Linked DNA regions of Homo sapiens: region 1 is linked to region 2. The links are chromatin loops, found by intact Hi-C in ENCODE. Cell type or tissue: heart left ventricle. All regions are shown on one strand. Links, peaks and the distances in the headings refer to the core of each region. The heading gives the core; the rest is flanking DNA. Region 1 overlaps ANKRD55 (ankyrin repeat domain 55). Region 2 has its middle 80 kb from the start of IL6ST-DT.

Region 1 (2,806 bases), core at 99-2,598, 100 kb after region 2:
TCCCGTTTGCGACATTTTTCTTTAATTCTTGAATTTGAACATTGCCAGGAGGGAGGGATAAGCTTCACAGTGCAGTCCCCAGGACAACTGCTTCCCGTGAGCCCCAGCAGAACAATGGAGGGTCCTGCCTTGGGGAGCCACAGGGAGATGGGGGCAGAGTTAAAAAGGTGGCACCACATGGTGTCCTGCTGGCAGACTCTTCTCATGCAGCCCTTAGAATATATTCCTAGAAAGAGTTGTCTGCAAAGGTGTCAACTTTCCAGGCTCCAAGGGTGTCCATCATTATTCACCGTGATTTAGAGGAGTACTTCTTCCCAGTCCCTTGCATAGCTCTCTAGTCAAAGAAATGTAAAATTTTGAATTTTTGAACTTTGAAAGGGGGACAGTTTGCTTTCACTACATTCTATTTGCTAGTGGCAGTCAACTTTAGAAACCCCTTCTATGCCCTTCCTCTACCCCCTTATCCCAGTTTTCTCTTTTCTTCAGCTCAGACACTGGAAAAGTCCATAGCAAGAGCAGTTCTTAAGGCATGTGCTAGAAGGGAGGGGGCTAGGAGGACAGCCATATGTCTGTCTGAGATATGGGACTTCGGCTAATATGCACAGACCAGTGGCTTTTAAACTTGATGGGCAAGTTTTTAAAAATCGCCTGGGAGGCTGAGGCGGGCAGATCATGAGGTCAAGAGATCGAGACCATCCTGGCCAACATGGTGAAACCCTGTCTCTACTAAAAATACAAAAATTAGCTGGGTGTGGTGGTGCATGCCTGTAGTCCCAGCTACCTGGGAGGCTATGGCAGGAGAATCGCTTGAACCTGGGAGGCAGAGTCTGCAGTGAGCTGAGATCGCACCACTGCACTCCAGCCTGGTGACAGAGTGAGACTCTGTCTCAAAAAAAAAAAAAAAAAAAAAAATTGCCAAGGAGGTTTGTTCAACATGCAGACTCCCCCAACACCAACTACCCCAGTCCTGCTCCCAGAGTATCTGACTCAGAAGGTCTAGGGTATACCCCTGGTACCTGCATTTGACACTAATGTGAATAAGTTCTGATAACCCTCTACCATCAGACCAGCCTGGCATTTGCATTTGAAACAAGCACCCCAAGGGATATTGACACAAAAGATCTGTGGACCACAGTTTGAAAATTTCTTCCCAGATTTGCATGTGAGTTCTAGAGAGAGAGCACAAATAGAAAATGAAAAAGTAGGCTCTAAAGGAAATCTCTGTGAGACTTGGGCAATGCTTCATTGCAATCTATGATAGGTCATGGCAGAAAGGGGTGGTGTTTGGGAAAGGGAAGTGATTTAATTCAGCAGGACACCCTCAATGGGGCTGGTCCAGAGTGAATTCACCACCATCAGTGGGCAGCAATAGCAAATGCAAGCCATAGCAAATGCAAGAAGCTGCACTGGTAGCAATGGTGGTCATAGTGAAGATTTCTGGGTACCTCTCTGGAGAGGAAGAAAAAGGATGACCTCCATGTGGTGGTTAGGACTTGTTTGACATGGACTCAAGGCACCCCTAGGACCTCCCAAAAGGATTGCAGGAAGAGTTTGAGAGGAGAGGGTCTTGAGGATTTTCAGTAAGGCTTAACCAGGCTTGCTCTAATGTTGGGAAATGCTGAACTGAAATCTCTACCGGTGAGGACTAGTATTATGACACAGTTGTTAAATTGAGCCCTGATTGTGGGCTGAGTCATCTGCTTGGCGTTGTCCCTTTAAGAGCCTGCTTTGTCTCCCCTGTTCTTTATCTTCCAGTCCCTCCCACCACCTTCCCCAGTTCTCGTTGTTCTCCACATTCCTTAGCCTCAAGCTTCTACTCAACCAATCCTACCCCACAGATGTTAATTGGATCTTCACAGTATTCCCACCCTGTTGGGGTTATTTAGGGAGATTGTTTTTAGAAGCACCAAGTGTGTCCAGAAATATCCCAAGAGAAATTCTGATGCCATTAAGATAGAAAAGAATGTTTCCCTAATGGCCATATCACCTCTATCTTAGAGGATTGTTAGGAAGATCCAAAATGGCCCAAATTCATGAAACCAACTCTAAGTGGGGATATAAACGTTGAAGATGATTGGAGTAAAGCTTCAAGTTCCAGCTCCTTTAGCCAGCTGCATAGATCCAAGAATGCTCCTTTGCAACTGGGACCCCATAATGACACCCTTCGCCTACCCTGCTCCTTCCACCCTGTGACAGGCACAAGTCAGTACCAGGTAGGTGGCCAGGCATAAACTTGTGCGGCCATAAGCATCCTGCATGTTAATATTGGCTCCCATCTTCAACAGCAGCTTCACTGTGTCCGCTTGACGTCCAGAAACCGCATGCATCAAGGGCGTGCATCCTGGAATGAGACATTTCAACAGCCTTTAAACATGTGTGACCCATGAAACTGATGAGCAGGCTTTATTGGCCTGTTCATTTATTTTGCTATTTGCAATACAAACCCAGCTGTTTGTATGGGACTGAAGGGAGATGAAGCTGATTGTTGCTACATCTCTATAAACTATGTATTTTTTTTACTGGCTCTTTTCAATCTTCTGCAATTTTGCAATAATTGGCTGAGTAAAACATTTTGGGTAGATGATAAAAATTGCTTATGACTGTGTCAGGGATCAGCATAATTTAAGACATAACAGGCAGATTTATCCTGACTTGGCTTGAACCATGTAGAATCTAGGAGTGCCTTTGGAAAGCCGCTCTATCTAGGCAGATGGGTTCAGCACACTTTTATAGGGGGTGGCAGGTGTTAAGGGGCAGCAACAGTACCCAGCCTTGGATTGCACAAACTCTTGCTGAAAAAGTGGCC
Region 2 (2,806 bases), core at 19-2,518:
CTCGTTACCCAGGCTGGAGTGCAATGGCACAATCTCGGCTCCACAATCTTGCAACCTCCACCTCCTAGGTTCAAGCGATTCTCCTGCCTCAGCCTCCCGAGTAGCTAGGATTACAGGCGTCCACCACCACACCCGGCTAATTTTGTGTTTTTAGTAGAGACAGGGTTTCTCCATGTTGGTCAGGCTGGTCTCGAACTCCTGACCTCAGGTGATCTGCCTGCCTCGGCCTCCCAAAGTGGTGGGATTACAGGGGGTAAGCCACCGCACCCAGCCTCTCTCTTTCTTTCTTGTCTCACTCTCTTGCCCAGTCTGGAGTGCAAGGTACAATCATGGCTTACTGCAGCCTCAACCTCCTGGGCTCAAGTGATCCTTCCACCTCAGCCTCCTGAGCTGCTGGGACCACAGGGGCATGCCACCATGCCTGGTTATTTTTTATGTTTTGTAGAGATGGAGGTCTTGCTATGTTGCTCAGGCTGGTCTGGAATTCCTGGTTTCATGCGATCTTCCTGACTCAGCCTCCCAAAGTGCCAAGATTACAGGTGTGAGCCACCACGCCCTGCTTCTTTTTAAAAAATACAACATTGGCTGCAAGGTGGCTCATGCCTGTAATTCCAACACTTTGGGAAGCCGAGGTGGGAGGATCACTTGAGCCTAGGAGTGCTAGACCAGCCTGGGCAATATAGTGAGACCCAGTTTCTACAAAAAATTTTTTAAAAAATTAGCTGGGCATGGTAGTGCATGCTGGTTGTCCCAGCTTACTTAGGAGGCTGAGGGAGGAGGGTTGCTTGAGTCCAGGAGTTTGAGGCTGTAGTGAGTTATGATCATGCCACTGCACTCCAGCCTGGGAGACAGAGTGAGACTCTGTCTCTAAAACAACAACAACAACAACAACAACAACAACAACAACAACAACACAGGGCAAGCAGGACATGGAACTAGGTTCAAATACTGGAAGAAACTCTGACTCTATATCTTACTTTTAGGGAAATTAAAGGGATCTTAAAATTGAGCATACACATTTTTTACCTTTAGGACCTAACCCAATCTAAGGTGGCTGCATTTTACCTAAAGTTGAAGGATTGTCCCTAGCCAGAAAAGCTTCAGATCCCTTTAGTTCACATTCCAACATTGGGAAAATAAACTTGAAAAGTATTTTCCTTAGCAAAGAAAGATCTGGGTGTGAAACAAAGTTCATTTTGTTTTGTTTTGCTTTTTTCTTGATCATCAGTCTCCAGTGCCAATGTCTCAGTTTGCAGACTAACTGTAATCACATGTGTGGCCTCTCCTTAGGAGAAACAGTAACACACTCTCTGATGGATCAATTTGGCATAAACTGTGAAGTAAAAGGGATTCCATGCTGGGTGGAAGGTTGGACCAGAAGTTCTCCAAGTTTCCTTTCAAACCTCTCTGTGGCAGTATTCCAACTGTTCTAAGGCCATTGTGAAAGGTCTTCTGAGTAATTTATGGCCTCTTTTTTCCTTTAACCAAGCGCATTAGATGATCTCCAGATGTCTCTGTTATTCCTTTTGGAAGCAGTAGGGTCCTGGATCATGAGCTGGGCTGTGGGGAACGCTGCCTGGGAACTGTGAGGACATATTTAACCTGCTGATCTTGAATGTCTCTAGTTCCTCACTGGTCTTGCCTGCCTCTTGTTAGGTCAAGGCACTCATAGGAAGTGGATTAGTTGCATTTAAGGAGAATTAAGTGTTGTTTGAAAAAATATCTGGACCCTGGGGCCCCAAGCAGGGGTAGAGATTTACTGTGGAGCTCTTTCCTGAAAGCAGAACAGGGATCTGGAACTCAAGGCCAGGGCCTTTGGGTTAGGAAAGTGGGGCACCAGGATGGGTGAAGAGATTGGCTGGGGAGGGCTACCAGCCCCTGCCTTAAACTTTGGGCCTGCCCAGCAGTCTCTCTGTCACTGTTAAGGCCATCTTCACCTTGTGGTGACCCAGTTTTGTCTTTTCTGAGAAAAGGCTTTGTTGAGGCCAGGCGCGGTGGCTCACGCCTGTAATCCCAGCACTTTGGGAGGCCGAGGCGGGTGGATCCATGAAGTCAGGAGATCGAGACTGTCCTGGCTAACACTGTGAAACCCCGTCTCTACTAAAAATACAAAAAATTAGTCGGGCGAGGTGGTGGGTGCCTGTAGTCCCAGCTACTTGGGAGGCTGAGGCAGGAGAATGGCGTGAACCCGGGAGGCACAGCTTGCAGTGAGCTGAGATTGCACCACTGCACTCCAGCCTGGGCAACAGAGGGAGACTCCATCTCAAAAAAAAAAGAAAAGAAAAGAAAAGGTTTTGTTGGCCAGTGACCCCTATACAGAGACCCTCAGAAAACTTGTTCTCCCCCTCTCAGATTTTACGCCACTCCAGGGGTGTATTAAGCTAGGTTGCCACCTCCTCTGATGACTCTCTTTCCCGTATCCCCTTTTCCACGTGTTCTGCTTGCCCTTCACAATAAACTGTTATCTCCTGAAGAAAAAAAAACTGGATTTTGCCAGGGGAGGTGGCTCATGCCTGTAATACCAGCACTTTGGGATGCTGAAGGAGGATTGCTTGAGGCGAGGAATTCAAAACCAGCCTGGGCAATAAAGTGAGACCTTATCTCTACAAAAAAAAAGTTAAAAAATCAGTGGGGCATGCTGGTGTGCACCTTTAGTCCCAGCTACTTGGGAGGCTGAGGTAGGAGGATTGCTTGAGCCCAGGAGGTTGAGGCTGCAGTGAGCCATGATCATGCCACTGCAATCCAATGGGTGACAGTGAGACCATGTCTCCAAAAAACAAAACAAAACAACTTGGATTTTATTCAT

Evidence for each region. Peaks named below come from ENCODE experiments on the same cell type or tissue, not always from the same donor. Only the 100,000 strongest peaks of a DNase experiment are listed, where the experiment ranks them.
Region 1: a loop joins it to region 2, with 1.8 times the contacts of the local background. A loop is called at or near these places in 11 of 110 quality-filtered maps.

What each region holds. Positions count from the first base shown.
Region 1 is chr5:56,173,942-56,176,747 of GRCh38, forward strand. It overlaps ANKRD55 (ankyrin repeat domain 55), which reads right to left. Exons shown (of 12, transcript NM_024669.3): 4 at 2,211-2,341. Among named protein-coding and RNA genes, the nearest start is that of ANKRD55, 58 kb to the right of the region's middle. In heart left ventricle, for the core only: no CTCF peak of the experiment used is centred there; no DNase peak of the experiment used is centred there; H3K27ac peaks cover 899 bases.
Region 2 is chr5:56,074,108-56,076,913 of GRCh38, forward strand. No RefSeq gene overlaps it. Among named protein-coding and RNA genes, the nearest start is that of IL6ST-DT, 80 kb to the left of the region's middle. RefSeq lists an enhancer at 1-362. In heart left ventricle, for the core only: no CTCF peak of the experiment used is centred there; a DNase peak (open chromatin) is centred at 1,561; H3K27ac peaks cover 618 bases.